3 separate regions of the Homo sapiens genome follow, and all the other regions are linked to region 3. A link is a contact called in ENCODE Hi-C data. All regions are on one chromosome and are shown on one strand. The core of a region is the stretch at or near the end of the contact, and the rest is flanking DNA. Distances in the headings are between cores, read along the strand shown.

Evidence for each region. Hi-C counts contacts between places; a loop is a spot of excess contacts on that map. Pooled maps may share reads with other maps.
Region 1: a loop to region 3 is called in a map of CD8-positive, alpha-beta T cell, with 14 times the contacts of the local background. The contact joins the promoter of RPL21 here to the promoter of USPL1 in region 3. A Hi-C loop is called at or near these places in 3 of 168 maps with a recorded cell type or tissue (CD8-positive, alpha-beta T cell and naive thymus-derived CD4-positive, alpha-beta T cell) and 10 of 50 pooled maps.
Region 2: a loop to region 3 is called in a map of CD8-positive, alpha-beta T cell, with 15 times the contacts of the local background. The contact joins the promoter of USP12-DT here to the promoter of USPL1 in region 3. A Hi-C loop is called at or near these places in 2 of 168 maps with a recorded cell type or tissue (CD8-positive, alpha-beta T cell and naive thymus-derived CD4-positive, alpha-beta T cell) and 10 of 50 pooled maps.

Annotation. Positions count from the first base shown.
Region 1 is chr13:27,250,165-27,252,864 of GRCh38, reverse strand. It overlaps RPL21 (ribosomal protein L21), which reads right to left and starts at 1,307. Exons shown (of 6, transcript NM_000982.4): 1 at 1,280-1,307. RefSeq lists enhancers at 814-1,399, 1,053-1,592, 1,400-1,985, 804-2,003.
Region 2 is chr13:27,170,951-27,173,650 of GRCh38, reverse strand. USP12-DT (USP12 divergent transcript) reads right to left here and starts at 1,392. Exons shown (of 2, transcript NR_046548.1): 1 at 1,279-1,392. USP12 (ubiquitin specific peptidase 12) reads left to right here and starts at 1,840. Exons shown (of 9, transcript NM_182488.4): 1 at 1,840-2,059. The coding sequence starts at 2,012. RefSeq lists an enhancer at 1,064-1,253 and silencers at 1,314-1,953, 2,094-2,143, 2,204-2,293, 2,364-2,433, 2,464-2,513.
Region 3 is chr13:30,616,526-30,619,227 of GRCh38, reverse strand. USPL1 (ubiquitin specific peptidase like 1) reads right to left here and starts at 1,308. Exons shown (of 9, transcript NM_005800.5): 1 at 1,172-1,308. It also overlaps a transcript of HMGB1 not described here. RefSeq lists enhancers at 1,231-1,280, 1,301-1,630, 1,681-1,820, 1,841-1,910.

The DNA.
Region 1 (2,700 bases), core at 58-2,557, 3.4 Mb after region 3:
GTTGACAATATTCTAACACAATTTGGTTTCTAAGTTTACCAACAATCCTTTAAGAATGGCTCCCAAAGTACCATTTTTATAAAAATTGTATAGCAAGAAGACATGTTTCACCTAACTCACCAAAGTCAAACCATTGTTACAATGGATGAACCCTTTAAATGCCAGGTACTCTGTTCCAATCCCCAAAGCCTTTAGATGTGTATAAAGTTCCAAAAACTTGTGCTAAGTTAGTACACAAAGGGTGATACTGTGTAGATTCAAGTCACTTTGTGGAATCACCAAGTGGCATAATCAGTTAACTCATTCCTGATTCCAGAGCCCATAATCCTCCACTAGATCCATCTTTCTGAGTTTGGAATCCATTTTAAGCATGGACCCCATACACTTAAAACTGAAGGCACTTTTCAAAACGATGCTTTACAGTTTGTAAGAGTATTAAAATCATGGCAACTAGGATCCACCATAAAGAGCAACCTGCAGTTTGCTCGACTCTGTTGACGTCCACAAACTAGACAAAATGATGAACTATGGCTAAATGTTTCCCTTCACTCAAAGCATGCTGCCCTAGAATTCGCAAAACAGTATCTCCTCTTGGTGCAAATATTGGTGTTGCAACCTCAAAACACTTTCCCTTCGTCCGATCACCATGTGGGGTCAAAATTTTAAAAACAGTCGGAAATCGTCTTATGCATTAACTAAGGGCAGTGAGGGTTCATCACCCAGGACGACTCCGGGACCCACTCTCCGACCGAGAGCCCGGGTTTTCACACCTGTAGGCTTCACAGAAGATTAAAGCCGACGCCTGACTTTAAACCCATTCCTACTACCCCTTAAGTCCTCACCCAACATCATCGCAAGATTTGGAATAAAAAAGCCACACTGAAAGGAGTTAGAAAGGCATCAGGCCACGCGGCCCCCACACAGCCTATGTGAGAGGGGCCACCCACAGTACCGGAGATGCAGCCACGGGAACATAAAACGAAGTCTTTTAAAGATTAACTCGAGTCGCCTCACCCCAAGCGACTCAGTCTCGTCTTTCTCGCAAATGTCCCCCCGCAGGGCCGCAACATCGCAGTCCGGTTCTCAGCCCACGGCCCAGACCCGACCCGGCGCACGCTGCTCCCCGTCTGGCAGAACATGGTTTAACCCGCCCATGCCAATGGACCTCAAACAGGTTAGAGAGTCTCCCCACGGTCCCAATGAACGACCTCTGAGGCCACAAGGTCGCGGTTCAAGTCTGTCGAACACCTAGCGCCCGGGAGCCACGCGTAGGCCCTACCTGGAAGATGGCGGTTCCGGCCGAAAGGAAAGAGGCGGGGCCGCGGCGCGCGCCTTACAAGGGCCTGTGGGCTGCCCACGGCGCTGCCTGAGGGAAACGCCAACCGTAAGCGACTTCTTTCTAGGGAAGAAGATCGTCTCTGAGAACACAGAAAGTCTGTGAGGATATTTTCCCCTCTTGCGAAAGAAAGGCAACCGGCCAACACAAGCTGACACTTGCATCGTGTCAGACAGCCCGGAAAGGGGCCTTCAAGGGCGATCAAGAGGACGCCGTCGTCCCGAGCGTGCTTACGCCATCCTTTGCGTCACCGCCTTCGCCGGAAGCTGCCTTGTATCCGCGTCTCCGCAGGGAAAACTGCGGCTGGCGGTGCGGGAAGTGCTATTAGTAGTTGTTTATTTGTTTGTTTGCAGAAATAATTGCTTGGGTACGAAGGTCAAACGAGAATGAAGCAAGTATATTATCTAGTTTGTATGTCTTTAAATAGTTTCTCCTCCACACGTCTAAACATACGCACCTGCTAGTAGGTGCGCAAATGTTAAAACCTCTTTGGGAAAGCAATGTGGCAAAATCTAGTAAAAGTTTTCAATTACTAAACCCCAGCACTCTGCTCCTACCTATATGTCTTGTAGAAACTTTGGTAAGTGAACAAGGATGTACGTAACAGCGCTGTGGGTAGAAGCAAAAAATTAGAAACGTCCATCAATAACAGAATAAATACCTTATGGGATGTTAGGATGTAGTATTATACGCCAATAAAAGAAGACTGAACTCAGAAATGTGATGAGGCAAAAAGAGAAAGATGTAGAAAAATAAATAGTATGACAATTCATATACATTCAACTCTAAAACTTGTAAAACAATGCTATATATTGCTTAGTTATGCATACATATGTAGTTAAAGAAGTCAAGAAATACAAGAGAATGAAAATCAAGTTGAGAAAAGCAGTCATATCTGGTAAGGAGGGGACAATAAAGGGAGGCTTTAACTGTATTGACCATTATTAAACCGGGTGTTAAATATATGGGTGGCCATTGTTTTATTCACTACACCTTTAAAAATAGATATTATTTTCTTAATGTAGTTTATTTAAATTGAGATAATGCCATATACCCAGCATCCAGTTTCCCCTATTATTAACATCTCATGCTAATATGGTACATTTGTTGCAATTAATGAACCAATATTTTACACTGTTATTAACTAAGGTTCACATTTTATTCAGATTTCCTTCGGTTTTACCTAATACCCTTTTTCTGTTCCAGGATTCCATCCAGAATACCACATTACATTTAGTTATGATGTCTCCTTATATGCCTCTTGTGGCTGTGGCAGTTTCTCAAACTTTCCTTACTTTTGGTGACCTTGAGAGTTTTGAGGAGTACTGGTCATGTATTTTGTAGGATGTCCTAATCATGGAATT
Region 2 (2,700 bases), core at 143-2,642, 3.4 Mb after region 3:
GGCTGGTCTCCAACTCCTGACCTCAAGTGATCCACCTGCCTCGGCCTCCCAAAGTGCTGGAATTACAGGTGTGAGCCACCATACTCAGCCTAGAAATTCATTTTAGAAAGGCCTTGTTCTTATATAAACTTATATGTAAAGCCAGTGGCTTTTGTTCCTGTGACATGTTCGGATTAATGGACAAGGAGGCATATGGGTGGTTAGCGGGATGGAGGCAGGTCTAAAATTCTGGCACATCAGACCTGTTTGCTGGAATAGAACAGCAAGTGGGAAGGACAGGATGACCACAGCTATTTATCAGGACGGGCACACAGATGGGCATGGTGACACTCGGACAAGGCCCAGGTAGGCCCTAGAGGTCTAAGATGTAGAAACCCTTGTCCAAACAGGGGGTAGAAAAGAGCAAGAAAGAATTCAGGTGGGTGATGCTTGCAAGTATAGAGAGGAAAGCCCCTGGCTGGGGTATCAGGGCTCTTGGCTTCCATGGAGGCAGGCGCTTGGAGATCCAGTCCGGCTACCATGGGGCTTGGCTATATTCAATCTGCATTCCCCCCCCAAGCAAGCTTATAATGGAATCACTATGGAAACAGTATTCATGTACCAGAAGTCTATTTTTCACTTAAATTTTGTTTGAATGCTTTTTGTTTTTGAGTGCTTTGAACCCTTGAGGTGAGGCATTTCTGATTTTACAGCTCTGCCTGAATTCAGATCCTCAACCCCACTGAATTAGGGGAACCCAGAAAAGTACCCCATCACGAGTTCAATCAGAAAATATCACAAGCTTTCTAACATAATAATTTATGAAGTTATTCTACTCACTTGAACTACTTTCTCAAATAGGAAAAAATAAAGCTGAGCTGCCAGGCATGAAGAACAGGGTGCAAATATGAATTTTATAAAAGGAGAAAGAGGAACTACCCATGCCAGTAGCCAGCACTGCCTAAGGATTTCTCACAGGGCATTTTTCTTGCTTGCGGGCTTCCTGTCTCTGGTAATATCATCATCACTGCTGGCTTGAGATCCTCCCTATTTTGCAGCTCAATGTGCAGATATTTAGAAGCCTATTATAAATTTATCGCCAACAGGCCAACAGGTTTCGCTCCTCTCCTTCCCCCATTACTTATCTTTCTTCTTAATTCAAAGAGTTAAACATGTGTAATTTGTTCTTTGCCTCTTCATTTTTGTTTAATTATTTTGTCTTTTTCTAAGTTGTGTTTGACTCCGGTGATTCATCCAATATACGTAAAAAGAAACAAACCAAGTGCTTGGGACGCATACCCGGGTTATCTTAACTGTGCAGAGCAGGTTTCCTCCCACTCCGCCCGTAGTTACCCAGATCATCGCCTCCGTTTTCTGTTTAGGCAGCGGGGGCTCGCCGTCCCCTCGCCCGCGGTGGGTGTCGCAGCTGGTCCCCTCCAGGGTTCTCCCAGATCGCCGCCGCCACCCCCGCGCCTCCCCGCCGCACCCCTTCCTACGCGGGGGTCTCTGGGTCCCCGGCTCTAGGACCGCAGGGACGCGGGCAGGAGGTGGCGCCCGCCTTCGGTCCTGCCCTCTGCCGCGCGCGGGGTGGGGACGGACCGGAGTTCCCCGGCTCGCGCACAAGGGCCGCGGAGGGGTTGCCGAGGGGTGGGCGGGGCTGCGCCGCCTGGCCGCGCCGCTGCCTGGCAGGCCGGGCATTAGGGCCTCGGCGGAGCCCGCTCCCCTGTGCGCTGGGCGGGGTGGGCGGAGGGCGGCTTCGCGTGCAGGCGCGGGCCCGGAGGCAGCGGCTGCGCCCTGCGCCGGGGCGGAGCCGGGGGCGGGCCGGCGGCCGGCAGGCGGGGGCTGGGGCCCGAGGCCGGGAGTGCCTGAGCGCCGGCGGCGACGACGGCAGCGGCGGCCCAGCGGGCTCGGTGGTTGGGTCCGCGGCGGCTCGGGGTCCGCCCGCGGGCTGCGGTGCGAGCGGGCGGCCCGGCTCCCCTCCTCCCCCGCCCGCCGCCGCCGCTGTGATTGGGTGGAAGATGGCGCTGGCCGGATGGAAATCCTAATGACAGTCTCCAAATTCGCCTCCATCTGTACCATGGTAGGTGGCGGCGAGCGGGCGGCCGGGGCTGCCGGGACCTCTCGGGCGGGCGGGCGGCGCTGGACCCGCCTCTCCCAGTGGCCGCTCGCGGGGCCTAGCGCCGGGGCGGGCGGGCGGGCTGGGCGGCCCGGGCGGCCCGGGCGGGGGCGGTTGGACGGCGCGCAGGCGGGGAGCGCGGGGGTGAGCGGCCCAGGCGGCTGGGGAGGGGGCGCCGCCTGGTGGGCCAGGGCGGCGCGAGGGTAGCGGTGAGTGGGCGACCGTGCCAGACGCGGCGTCGGGCGGGCACCGGCCTCCGGGAGTCCCCGGCTGAACTGCTGGGGTCCGCTCGGGACGCGGGGACGAGGGCCGAGGCGCGCCCGGCCTGTGCCGGGGTGAGGGGTGGGCGCGCGCGAGCCAGAGCGCGGCCCCGGGCCGGGGTCGTCGGGGAGGGGGCGCGGAGCCGCGCGGGCTCCATTTCCTTCTGGTCGCGCGCCGAGCGGGAGGGGTCCCCGGGAGGGGTGGGGGTCGGCGGGCAGGAAGGAAGGGTCTCGGCCGGGGCGGGCAGCGCTCATTCCCGCCTGGGAGAGGACGGAAGTCAAGTGCAGATTTCCTCGCGCCGCTGGCTGGGCCGAGTCCCCGACCCCGCGCTGGGGGAAAGGGGC
Region 3 (2,702 bases), core at 59-2,558:
CCAAATACAATTCACTTTGACTTACATACAAAATCCCGGGGGGGATTTTACAACTTAATTTGACCCTAAGTAACTGCTCTTCCTCCCTTCAAAAACAATCTGCTCCTCCTTCCCATATCTCACTTAAATGTGGGCGTCTCCATCCTTCCAAACACACAGACTAGAAAGTCTTGAGTTGTTCCCTATTCTTTATTTCCCTCTTCGCACAGTAAGTCACCAAATTCTGTGGACAGTTCTTTGGAAAGGTCTCAAATCTCTACCTCTTTCCCTTCCATATCACTGTCAAAATGATGCCTCTACAAGTCTGAGCCTGTCAATGCTTAGTTTAAAATTCTCTATTTACTCTAGCCTGATTACAGCAAACTCCGTCCAAACAGCCCAATATAACCTAAAGGTAGTATTATGACCTAAAGCTCATTGTACTGTGAAACCAACCTAGCTTTCCAGTTCTGTCTTCCTCAACTCTACTTCACCCCCAGCATCTTTCTTCTAACATCCCCTTTTCATACTTCTGTGAACCACTTATACTCCAGAAGCCTTAATGTGAATTATTAGCCCAGCATGAACCCAGTTAGATAGCACAATGAACGTGTCAAGGTGGCCCTGGGAATCGCAAAAAGTATTCAATTAAACTTAATTCACACTCCTGTGTGCAAAATGGAGAAACCCAGGGAAACAGCTGTTCGAAGAGGGGGCCTTAAACCCACCCATTTGAGCTCGCCCTCCGAGAGCGAGTAGGCTCGGCACGTGAACTGTCAAAAGCGAGGCCACAACCGACCTGGAAGCCGAGGAACAGGGTCAGCTTTCTGCACCCAGCCCTGTCAGGTACCAAACCCAACTGTCTTGAATCAGAGACGAACAGGACCAAAGGAGGTGAGTTTCAACACCCAAACTAAGAAGCCGAAGGAGGCGCAGGGTCCGTTAACCCTGCCCATCTCCACGCTCCTTGGAAAACGAAAACAAACTCTGGTTTCTCTTCAGCGTTCACCTCTCTGCGCCCAAACGGATCTGTAAGTCCAACTCTATACCTTAATCATCAACCTTTCCCACTTGAACCCCGTCCCAGCCCAGCCCATCCTTTCAGCGCGCCGACTACCCCATAGGTCATCCCAGCTCTGTCTCTTTTCCCAATTTCGAGAGCGGAAAGAAACCCCTCCCTCTTCTCCCTTACCTGCCGCGGGCACTCCCCTTCTTGGTACCGGGTCGATCGGAACTCCTGTTCCAGCTTGATCTCCACCCTAGTTGCAACGTTCAACCCACGTTCCCCTCGGACTGCTCCTCCCCCACTCGCGTCTCCACTAGGAAGGCGGCTTCCGGCTTGAGTCCGCGGCAAAAGAGTCCTCCTTCCTGCTGCACGCTGGGCCTGAAAGGACGGTGGCGTGGCGGGGAAGGTGAAGACGTGAGCACTTCCGGTCGCCCTCCGCAGAGGCGTGGCTGTCCGCCCTGTGGCCGCAGACGCAGTTGCGACTGCGGCGACGAGGAGGGGCGGGGCCGGTGGCTGCTGAGCCCGCCATGTGTGAGTGGCTGGGTTTGGGGAGGCGACGTTTCTGGAAGCTGCTGGAAAGCGCCCGAGTGGCGGAGGTGGCGCCAGCGGCCAGGGGGTGGGGCGTGATTAAAACTAGTGCGCGGCTTTCTGCGGAGGGATTACGCTGACGAAAGAGACCTGCTTGCGCGTCGCTGTTCCGTGGTCCGCGCGAGCGTGGTCGGGAGCCGCTGGTTCCTGGGGTGACCCGCGGAGGTGGGAGAGGGAAGGGCTTCCGAAGCCGGCGGGGGTGCCATGGACCCTCTCCGCCGGCGCGGCCTTCACAGCTGGGCCGCGCCGGGCATCCGTAGTCCGCTCTCCCAAAGCCTCGGTGGAGCTGAAGCTGCCACAGAGTGCATGTTCACAAAGGGTCATCACACACGGAGCTGCCCCTCCCTGTCTCCCTAGAGCCCATCTTCGAGGCCAGGGGCTTTTCTACCAGGATTCTGGGGTGTTTCTCCTCCTTTCCTCCCTCCCAGATCTTCTCACGGTAAGGGGAGCAGCGAAAGCGCAGGGACTTTGCATTCCACGACCCGTTCTGACTAGTCAACAGCCGATCTGTCCCTGCTGCTCTAATTCCAGCTGCCCTGCCTTGTTTTAACTTCAGAGAAAGGGGGAGTTCTCATTTGATAAGTTTAAGCCTTTGCTTTCGTAGGAAGGTCATGTGGCTTAAGGGACATCGTGACCGCGTATGCTATTTCTGCCTGTGCATTCTAAATCTTGGGGGCAGCATATTCCAGAAGTCCTTTTGGTCGATTGGTTCTGTGTCCTAGGATAACAATTTGTAGTTTCTGACCATTTCTTTACAGAAAAACCACAATTGGTATTTTGGACTGCGGGGTTTTTTAGTGGTCTCAAACTAAATGATTATATTCTGGAATAATGCTGACAATTTGGATAGGGTGGTGTGGAGGAAACAAGTCTCGTGTAGAAGAAATTATTTAGTAAAAAGGATTTTAGTTTTTGGTACTTCTGAATGCAAATGGCCAAGGAATCCAGCAGTTTGTTGGGGTTTCTCCAGACAAAAATAGGCTGGTTAGTTTGTTTACCTTTTTCTGTTGCTTTACTAGATTGTTAATGTATTTGTATATTTAAGATCTAGCTAGTTAGGTTTTTCTTTTTTATGAATTGTGATTAAAATTGGAGAAAGTAGTACTTCCTCCTGAAATAGACAAAACTC